Linked DNA regions of Homo sapiens: region 1 is linked to region 2. Evidence: chromatin loops called from intact Hi-C (ENCODE). Cell type or tissue: endothelial cell of umbilical vein. All regions are shown on one strand. Each heading gives the region's core, and the rest is flanking DNA. Links, peaks and the distances in the headings are about the cores only.

What was found. Peaks named below come from ENCODE experiments on the same cell type or tissue, not always from the same donor. Only the 100,000 strongest peaks of a DNase experiment are listed, where the experiment ranks them.
Region 1: it touches region 2 in a loop (10-fold over the local background); 10 of 110 quality-filtered maps call a loop at or near these places.

The regions. Positions count from the first base shown.
Region 1 is chr3:20,222,730-20,228,383 of GRCh38, forward strand. No RefSeq gene overlaps it. Among named protein-coding and RNA genes, the nearest start is that of SGO1, 39 kb to the left of the region's middle. In endothelial cell of umbilical vein, for the core only: a CTCF peak has its summit at 3,196; a DNase peak (open chromatin) is centred at 3,242.
Region 2 is chr3:20,337,688-20,343,341 of GRCh38, forward strand. It overlaps LOC101927829 (a long non-coding RNA gene), which reads left to right and starts at 4,781. Exons shown (of 5, transcript NR_110814.1): 1 at 4,781-5,654. In endothelial cell of umbilical vein, for the core only: a CTCF peak has its summit at 2,814 (motif pointing right); a DNase peak (open chromatin) is centred at 2,824.

The DNA of each region.
Region 1 (5,654 bases), core at 2,071-4,570, 110 kb before region 2:
CTTAGGATGAAGAAACATCCTGAGAAGGTTGACATGCTGAATGCCTTAAAGAACTTCAATTGGGATGCCAGATGAAAGTGTAACTAGAATTTCTATGGCTTAAATAACGAGAGTAAGAGACCTCTATTGTTATTATTCTGCCAGTTTTTTTCTCTTTCTCTTTTCTATGTTGTGTATTTGTCATCTTTTTTTGAAATACTGTATTTCAATAACTATTACTTCTTTCAGTCCAAGGAGATTTCTGAGAAGTCCTACTTGGGATGAAAAGATGGACTTACATAATAAAATATAATTTATAAAGATAATTTGAACATAAAGTAGATCACAAAACTATCTTTCCTAGAGTTGGAAGATGAATTTGGTAAGTCTGACGTGTGGATAAAAATTATATATCACATATTTCTTAGAAATCAGAGTAGATATCAGTGTTCTTTCTGATTAGTCCAGATAATTAGGAAAGAAGTAGAGGGAGAAAAACTCTAGAAGTAAGAAAGTTTGATTTCATGTGTAATCAGAAGAAATATTCAAGTAATTTATCACTAATTCAAATAGTCAAGAAAATTCTAGGAAAAGCCCTAGGAAGCATAATTAGCTATGCTGAGAGTTGAAACATTTGCAAAATGTCCCTGTTATAATTTGCTATTTTATTCCCCCTGAGACCTGAGCAATGCTTTATCAACAAATCCCTAAAGACTTTTTAGCAAGTCTTAACATGAAATACTTGTACTTGATGCAAGACTTTTCACCTAGAAAGAAAAGTGGCCGGCTTTGGAAGGTTAGCTTCTTACTTTTTGAAAAGCTTTCTGGAACTCTGCCACCTACACTTTCTGGGCTTCATTTACGCTTGGTGAAAAATGGAGGGATTGTACCTGTCACCCACTTGTCTCCCAAGGGTGTTATAGAGTATCTAGAGAAAGTCCATTTACCCACAATCCTGTGCTGTGAATGACAGGCCGATGGGCCTCCCTGGCCCAATAATGTGTTCTTGGTCTCTGCTGCTTCAGGTAAGGGAATGTCTTACTATCCCCCAATCTCCTATTGGTAATATTTATTTGCTACAGTTCAGACGGCCCTTGATTGAATACTGAACTCAAATACTTACCTTAGACAAGAACCTTGACCAGAGCAGTCATTTCTAGGCCTGGTTGCCATAGGCTCTCTTCACAAAGCATACTGGGAATGGATGAAAAGTTCTGATATTGCAGCTTCTGGGTGTGCTCAGGACTCTTCTTCACTATCATTGGTTGTGTCTGAGACTGTCTAGCTGGGCAGATTTGGTTGGGGTAGTGGGTGAGGGAGGGCTAGAACTGTGGGATGCTTTTTTATTTCCTAAATTTCCTTCCAAGAACCTCTAGAGTCACTGGAATTCCAGCCCTGTGGCTTTGGTTAGCATGTGGGGGAAAGTTTACCTTCTCATTCCTAGAGCTACATTAGGGGAAACAAGCACTATGCTGTTTGGGGTGAAGTTGGTATTAATTTTCCCTGAGAAACAATACTGTTGATGATGGTTGGGTTCTGTGGGCCTGTTAGTTAACAATATAATTCATCTATAGTATGAGTTAAGTGGACTTGTGTGGGCTATTCTATTAATACATTGTCTGCAACATTATTTCTATGAGAATAATGTATCCTGAGTTCCAAAAAATTGACTTAAAACATTTGGAATACACACCATTACTTAGTGGGGACTCATCTGGGGCACCCATAATGGATGGTTCAGAAAATATGGTCCCTGCTGCTATTCACTAGTGCTTATCAATTTCAGTCTCCTAGCTTTAAGTTTCTTGAGAACTCTTCATTTCTTCACATGATTTAGGAGGTAGAATGTGTGCAATTTTCTAGTCAGCTGAGAAGGTTCATTCTCAATCCATTTATTTTTGTAGTTTGGTAAAAGGATATCCTTTTACTTTTTAAAATTTAAATTATGAAATAATAAATGAACATTGAGTATATATATAAATTTTCTACATTCTTACCATTTTGAGGGTAAGAATATACTCTTACCTAGCAATAATCAAAAGTGTAAAAATCCTTATATAATTTCCTATATACGTAAAACTCTCTGTATGAATTCCTTATATAATGTCAACATCATTTGGTTCTGTCAATTTTTGCTTTTAAAGTTATGCTTTAGATGTAGACAAGTTAAAATTTTTCTGTTATTTTGGTGAAATGACCCTTTTAAACATGAAGTAGTAATTCTTTTTTGTTAATAATGCTTTTTGCTTTAAAGGTACTTTAATCTGATATTAATAAAACTATATCATGCAAAATTGTATATTCAGAGTTGCCTGTTATAGAGGAAAACTGGCAGCAACAAAAAAGTTTAACAATTGGACATTGGATATACAGTAAGAATATGTTCATACATTGATATACTATGCAGCTGTGTAATACCATATTATACATTATAACCTTCATGAAGAAAAAAGCTCACAGCTGTGCATGTAGAAAAGAAAATGCAAAAAAAGAAAAAAAAAGAAGCATACTACAAAATAGCTTGTATTATAGCATGCTATTTTTGTACCTCCCGATACATATGTAAATATATGTTTAGCAAATAACCTGATATTATCCACTAGAATATAATATTGGATACTTTTGGGTGAAGAAATTATGAATAATTTTAAATTTTTTGTTCTCTTTTAAAAATATATTCCTGTGTCATAAGTTAATTATTTATTTCAAATAATGAACATATGCTACTTTTAAAAGAAATGTAGCCTTTTATTTGACAAAAAAGCTCTCCTATTATTCTGTAGCTTATAAACAAGAATTCTGAGCCAGAAAATTACTGTTCTTTAAAAATGTCCATGATTCTTACTTGTTTTCTTTGTAGATTTTTAAAGAAAGATAACTACTTTGAATTACATAAACTTTAATTTCTAAAACGCAAATGTCTGTGTAGAATAGTAAAATTGTATCCCATACTTTTTCAACAAAAGTAGTCATAAACTTGGAATGGAATGTGACATAATAAATTGCAAATAATTATATAAGATTTTCGATTTCAAACATACATATTAGGAAGGCCAAACTGAGACTAGAATTTTAGAAGTACAAATGCAATTTTTTTTGCATCATGATTGAATAGGAAAAAAATCCCCTCAAGTCTGGCTGGCTGAATGAGCATGTTGTAAGTAGAATGTATAATTTTGTTAGTGTACCCCTCAGAGGTTGGCCGATGAGTAGCAGCAATGCAGTAACAATATAAAGCTGTCACTTGGTGGAGCTAGAATACTATGTAATTCCAATATCCTCTTTCGGCAGATTTCTTGGAGAAAATGGTTTCATGGCAAAATGTAAGACTATTGCCCCCAGTTGCCAAATATTGAAGTACTTAGCCTTTGGGGAATCTGGTTTTATGGTTTTCTTTATTATTGTGCCAGAGTATGAGTAAATGCCAAACTTATGGGCATTTACTGATTACAGTTAATAAATTACAATCTTTTCATCATGCTGAATTCAATGCCTTCCCCCCACCCTGCCCCAGGAGTTAGTTTAAATGAATATATCATCTATTGATTCAGTGACGTTTTCACACATTTCATATGGCACTTAATAGCCCAGTATCATTTCACTTGCTATGTCAATTACTGTAAAATCAAGATGGGCTTTTAGGTAGCTTATGATGCCTGGAACAAAATGCTCAATGGATATTATACAAGTGTTTGGTGATGAATACCAGCTTCTGGGATTCCCTGGGCAGGGTGGAAATTTTAGATCAATTCAAATATTGACCAAAACTTTTTAGATGAAATTTTAGGGTGACCAGTAAATGAAGACTGCCATAGACTCAGGCAATCCTTCCCTGGAATGAATTTAACGCTTTTGGAAAATTCTGGATTGTAGCCGTTCTTACTTTGGTCTTCCTAAAATTGAAAAATTGAAGATTTTTGCATTTGTATTTATACATGGGTGTGTATAGTTTTGTGCCTTTATCAAGGTTAAATTGTGCCAACCTTTTCTCTCAGGTACTAGGCATATTCCAAAAAGACTAATTTTAAAATTAGATTAATATCTTTCATACTTAAAAGGTGTTAGCTCAGATAAAATTATTGCATACCTTGACTATGTGAATGGATGCTGAAATTAATGTATTTATGGATCATTATGTTGACATGTGAAGAACAGTAATTGAGTTTTTTATTTTTTTAACTTTATAAATTTAAATTAATTTTTTTTTTGAGACAGGGTTTCACTCTGTCATCCAGGCTGGACTGCAGTGAAGCAATCACAGCTCACTGTAGCCTTGACCTCCAGGTTCAAGTGATCCTTCTGCCAGACCTTGAGCCACTGTGCCCAAATGAGGATTTTTAAAGATTTCCTATTCCTAATTTGGCTGGGTTCTGATTCTCTTATACTTTTATTTTTTCATAGAAGCCTTTTTTTTTTTTGCAGTGAGAAAGATTTTATTTGACCTTAAGATAATTCTATTTGGGAAAAGTGGGGAAATAGGATAATCAGTCTTCTATTACATATTATGGTCAAGGTAGATCCAGGTTTTGTGGGACTAAAGCCTATGTGGTTTGAGCTCTTTTATGTAAAAGGATACAAAATTACAAATGCAAAGTTAAGCATAAAAGTCCACATTTATTTAAAATTAGAAAAAAGTAACCGATTGAATAGTTTAAAAAGCTGGGACAAAACCCTCAAACAGTGAAAGATTCAGAGAAATTATATTTTTATTAAATAACTGCCAACACATCTGTATAATTATTTTCCACATATCAACTTATGGTTCCATACATTCACAATCTAATTTCTTCTCACATAATTCCAGTTTTGACTACCATAGGCATATTCATATCATGATAGGACTCTGTCTCTCACCTTTGCAAAAAAAATGCTGGATAACTCACCACAGTGGGCATTAGGAGTATTTTTGGAATCCATTTCTATACTAGGAAAGCCAGCAATAACTTAACTATACAGGGAAGTGACTGTGAGCCACATAAATAATGCACATTAAACTCAAACCAAATGCATCTCCCACTCAACATCCCAGGGTCTTGGAAGGACCCCATGCAAATGAGGGACCCTGAAACCTAAAACTCTTTAGTATCACAGTAATTCTACCTTTTTGAAATCCTTTTATCAATAATGTACCTCACTTGATTAAAATCGTCATCATCTTTAGGGTGATTTAAAGTTTGGGAACCACTAACAGTAACATTCATAGATGAAAGGATAGTAAATTTGGGTAAAAATATTCTTAAAAATATTTGCCATATAGACAAGGAGGACATAACCATAGGGATGTTATTTCAATACCTTATTTTCTAAGTATCATTTATTGGCTTTTAGTAGAGAGTACTAAAGACAGTGTTAGGACTGTCTTACAGATTTTTACAAAATTCTTACAAAATATTTCTGATTCACCATTATTCTTATATACCATTAAGAAGTACTGTTTTTTTTAAAACAACAGCTTGAAAGGCATAGCTACTTCCCTATTTAATTTGTATTCTTAATCTACCAGAAAAATCTGCAACTCCAGCAGTAAGATCATTGATTATTTATTTCATGGATAATATCCACATTGTTGAAAGGCTCCCTGTTTTAGTGTTTAAACAAACAAAAACAAAAACAAAAGCAACACAGCCTTGTATCAGACATGAAATTGTGTTTTTATTTGATGATTCCTGGAAGTC
Region 2 (5,654 bases), core at 1,860-4,359:
GTAGGCAGACTGTCAGGTAGAGTAAAAGAATTTGTACTAATAGTGAGATGAGCTGGTCCTTGGTCAAGGGGCTACATTAATAGATGCAGTGGACTTGGAAAGAAATGGGGTTTCTCAAATTGCATTTATATTTGTCTTTGTTAAGGGTTTAATATTTTGAATGCACACCTATCCTTTGGGGGAAAATTGGGCTGCCTGGTATATCATCAATCCAGGAAGATGGAAATGCCAGAAGCATATGTTTCATCATGTTGTTGCTTCTAGTCTTGACTTAGACTAGGAAAAGAAAAAAAGAAGAAAGAAACAAGATTAATTTTTTGCCCTTGCTGTTTGCAAAATCTCTTGGAATATAGTAAAGAAAATATAATTATTGAAAATATTAGGTTCTTCCATGAAGTTACATTTATTTATTTACAAACTGAGGGAAGAGGGGCCTTATAATATTTTCAATTTGTGTATTATTTCTAGAAAAGTAACTGAACAGTTATGGAATGAAAAAATTATTTAAAAATCTGAGAAGGAAGGAAATAATGACAGGTGGTTAGAACCTTGTCATTGGAGAACTATATAGTCATGATATAGGCCAAGGTTTCAGCATGGGCATTTCCAAGCCAAAAAAAAAGTGTTTGTTAGTTCCTTCTTACAATTAAAAAAATGTCCACATAGTATGTGTGTTTTAATTTTCACCTAGAAAGATGCCTATTGCAATTGAACAAAAAATTAACCTATAGTGGCCTAATATTTAATCTTATTTTATTGATCAAGAAATTAACCTAGAGTACCCTAAGTTTTAATCTTATTTCAGCACACATTACTAGAAAAGTTCTTAAAAATATAGATGAGAACTGTATATATTTCTTGACCAAAAATTGTGATATAGTAGGAGAAAATATTAGGGAAAATTTCCTGCTTTTTCTTAAACTCTAGACTGCTCTTGAATGAATTTTGTACAAGAGAGCAATGAGAAACTGATAGCACTAGATGGAAATTTATGTCTTATCCAAAGGCTCTGGTATAACATCTTCAGTTAGCTGGGGGGCTCCAGGTCTCACAGAAACAAAAGTCCTTAAGGTTTAAGAATTTCTTCTTTCTTAAATATTTCCAGGACAACCTAGAGACCACTGTTAGTAGATCATCCATTGAGAAGGGTATATGTGAAATGTGAGAAAGTGGAGAGTTACCCATTGGATTTCAATGATTTTCTGGGCCTGTAGTAAATTACAGTTGTGGCCTCAGTTCTTTACCCATCACTGTATGCACATGTTTTGCTCTGTGGCTGCATTTTCTCTCAATGAAAAGATAGAGTCTCTTTCCCTTGAATTTGGGCTTACTTGTGAATTGCTTTGCCCAACAGAATGCAGCAGAAATGACAGCATGACATTTCTGAGCCTAGGTCTAAGAAGGCATTGCATGTTTCTGTCGTCTGGCTGAGAACACTGCTATGAGAACGTTACTGGCCTAGCTTCTGCATGATGAAAGACACAGTCTCATCAGCCCCAGAGTAGTATCAGCGGAGCCATGTAGTTGACAACTCCAGACATGTAAGCAATAAATGCTTAATGTCGAATGCTGCTGATGTTTCGTGGTTGGTTGTTATGCAGTGTTATTGTGACAATAATGCCACAATATAGCTTAGGGGATTAGTTTCCAGATGGATTATACATATAAAGTTCTGATAATTTTTCATGGAAATCTTGATACTTCATTAAAATAAATAAGAAGTCGTTGCTTAGCTCAATCACCTACCATGGGACATTTATCTACTGATTTGATTTGATCTGGGGGCAAAGGTTTCAGCCTTCAGCCTGGTAGTAGCCATATGCAAATGTATTTGTGTCTCTCCCAACCTGACAGATAAACAGACAGGCATCTAGAAGTTATCAAGTAAATACTTAGATGGGATTCTTGTGTTCAGTGTGAGTGTTCTCAAAATTTCAGTAAAGAGTTCTTTCCCCTGGGACATTAGATGTGGCTTAATAATGGCCACTAGTATATTTGTATTTGCAATCAGGCACAATGAACAGAATTGCTCCCAGGTTATCATTTGGGAATTTAAACACACTCTTTTTCTTTTGCCAGGTCCATTTCTGGCATGTATGGAATGAATCAGTGTGCCATCCTTTTAAGGCCCATTCATTGTCTTCTGGTTTTATTTTACGTCCATTTCTTCCTCTTACTAGAGAAAACAATTGAATTTTGTGGAAGCCCCAGGGGTTTGTGAATTTCAGAGGGACAGGGTTTTACCTGGAAAGAGAAAGGATTTTTGATTGAAAATAGAGGCTACTTATGACTCATTCAAAGGAGTTTTTCCTCTCCTTCATCTTATTTGCCTAGTGATTTTGTCTTATATGACACTTTGGAGCCTACTGTGAGATGACTGCTTCACACTGGATCTTTTTCAAATATTTTTCAAGGACAAACATCCTTCCTACAGGTTTTCTCATCTGTAATGATTGTCTTGTCTGGGGATTGTATTCTGATTAATTCAACGTTAGCTTTCTCACTGCTTCAGTGGATTCCAAATTTGTCATAGTTAAAAAAAAATTCTCCTGGGAAGTTTTATAAAAGAAGTTGGTGAAGAGAGGGCTTAGGATTTATTCTGCTGACCAATCTTTAGAATGTGGTAGGGGACTGAGGCACACAAAAAAGAAAAATGGAAGGAATGCCCAATTCTTATGCATTCTCATAGGTCAGGCATAACTCAGGAGTTTTGCAGAAATTTCAGTGATTGTTGCTCACATGGAGGTTTTACCCTGCAGTCACCATCCAATTGAGCAAAAAGCAGTTAAAAGGATGCAATAAGGGATTCAGCCAGCAGAGGGCGGGAGAGCCACACCCAGTTGCTTGGACCAGTTACACACCTCCAAGCCAACTCGTTCTGAAGACACAAGCCTTTTTTTTGGTAAGCGTTTTGCTTTCACTAAGTCCCTTCTGACAGAATGGGCAAGAGTCAATCTGCCCGGAATTGAATACTGGCTGCACCATGCGCTAGCTTCATCATCTTTTTGTGCCTGATTATTTCTCATTGGAAAAATGGGAAAAGCATAGTCATGGTGAGGATGTCATAAGGGTGTTGCGAAGATGATGAAGTTAACTTATGTAACACATTCCAAACAGTGCTTGGTAACTACTTGATAAATATTATTTAATAGTATTATAGGCTATCCCTTTGCCTTCTGTCTTCCATCCTCCCAAGTCTGAATGCAAAAATAAATTAATATGGCAATAGGTTATGTGGGCTGATTCCTCTTCACTCTTTGAAACTCATCTCAAAAAGCGCAACATACCTTCGTGATATTTCTGCCAAAAATGCTTATGCCAAATCTAACCGCGAGAAACAGTTTAGAGTAGTTCCAAACCAGAGACATTCTACTAAATTCAGGGACATTTTTTTTTTTTTTTTTTTTTTGAGAGACAGAGTTTTGCTCTTGTTGCCCAGGCTGGAGTGCAATGGCACAATCTCGGCTCACCACAACCTCCACCTCCTGGGTTCAAGTGATTCTCCTGCCTCAGCCTCCCGAGTAGCTGGGATTACAGGTGTGTGCCACCACGCCCGGCTTATTTTGTATTTTTAGTAGAGACGGGGTTTCTCCATGTTGGTCAGGCTGGTCTCGAACTCCCGACCTTAGGTCGTCCGCTCGTCTCGGCCTCCCAAAGTGCTGGGATTACAGGCGTGAGCCACTGTGCCCAGCGTAAATTCAGGGACATTCTACTAAATAACTAGACTCTGCACTTTAAAAATTACAAGGTCATGAAAGACAAAGAAAGAATCTGAAACTGTTCCAGATTGTAGGATACTAAAGACACATGAAAGCTGAATGCAGCATATGAGCTGGGGATTTCTTCTGCTGTAGAGTACACATTGGGACAATTGGTGAAATTTGAATAAGGTCTGTAGATAAGATCGTAGTATTGTATCAGTATTGATTACCTGATTTTGTTACTTGTAGGCTACAGAAGAGAATGTCCTTGCTTTTAGGAAATATACACCAGAATCTTCAAGAGTAAATGGGGCATCATAATTTCTGTAAGTTACTCTCAATTTTTTTTTTTTTTTTTTTTTTTTTTTTTTTTAGACAGAGTCTCTGTTGCCCAGGCTGGAGTGCAGTGGTACGATCTTGGCTCACTGTAGCCTCCACACCCTGGGTTCAAGGGATTCTCCTGTCTCAGCCACCCAAGTAGCTGGGATTACAGGCGTGCACCGCCATTCCCAGCTAATTTTTGTATTTTTGATAGAAACGGGGTTTCACCATTTGACTAGGCTGGCTGGAACTCCTAGTCAGGACTTCAAGTGATCCACCCACCTCAGCCTCCCAAAGTGCTGGGATTACAGGCATGAGCCACCGCGCCCAGCCCCAAATTTTTTTTGAAAAAAGAAATGTATATTTGTGTGTGTGTGTTTGTGCGTGTATGTGCATATCTGTATGTAAGCATATTTGATATAATAGCATTTAGTACATCTGGTTAAAGGGCATATGAGAATTCTTTGTAGTGTTCTTGCAACTTTTGTTAGCCTGAAATTACATCAAAATACAAAGGTAAAAAATAAAACCATAAATAAAAAATACAATCCCAGCTCTCAGGATGCCTCCTTCTTTAATAGTTTTCCCTGATGTCCCCTGCCTTACCCTTTGCCTTAGGTGGGTTAGGAGCCCTGGCCCTGTGTGCCCTCAGTCTGTAGCTTCTCTCTCTGTCACAGCACTGTATTACACTGTATTGTGACCACCTGATTATGTCATTAAACTATGAGCTGGGACAAAGAAGGCAGGGGTGCTATCTCATTCAACTTTGTATCACCTGAGCTTAACTAACACCTGGCACAGAGAAGAAACATATTAAGGATTTGCTGAGAGAATAAGATAGTATAACTTGGTCTTATATCTAAGGTTTGATTTTCTAGGAACCTATAGTGAATTTTAGGCTTGCTTTTCAGTTTTTGTAGCAGGGATGTAGCACAGGTTTGGGACTCAGCACACCTAGTCTGAAAGCTGATTTCTGTCACAGCATGCATGAGGGACAGTCTCTTCAGTTTATTTATACCTTAGTGCTGTGATTCTCGAGCTTATAGACACTGTGAGGACAGAATTTTAGCTCTTTAAACAAAGGGGGGCAAATATACAGTGACCTCTATCTATGTAGGTATTTAACTGAAAGGAATTCCAGGGCCAAGTGTGTCTACTATTAAAAGAAACGTACTTTTCTTACAATGTAGTCCCTGAATGCAAATCATGGTTTTATCTGGTGGGCAACTGAAGAAACAGCAATCTGAACTGATATGGGAGGCAGACCTCACTGTAACAGGATTAGTGAGAAACAGTGTTTGTGGCTCTTAATTGCTCATTTTTTTTTTTTTAATGGGGGATGTTAGGGATTTTCTAAGGGCAGGTTTATCCATATGCAGAGTTGATGTTAGGATGTAATACCACAAAGATGTAATTAACTCCTCTGTTTGTGGTCTCCATGTTAATTCACTCTCATAAGAGGGTATGCAGTGTGGTCACTATTCTACCACCATTTTTAAGAAAAAATTTAAAACTATTTTTTATCTTCCAAATTAAATATTTTGCTATTTGATAAGTTAACAATGCAACAGAAAATCAATATAACTTTTATCTTTACCAGAAGCCATAAAAGTCTATCTAGGAAAATTTCAG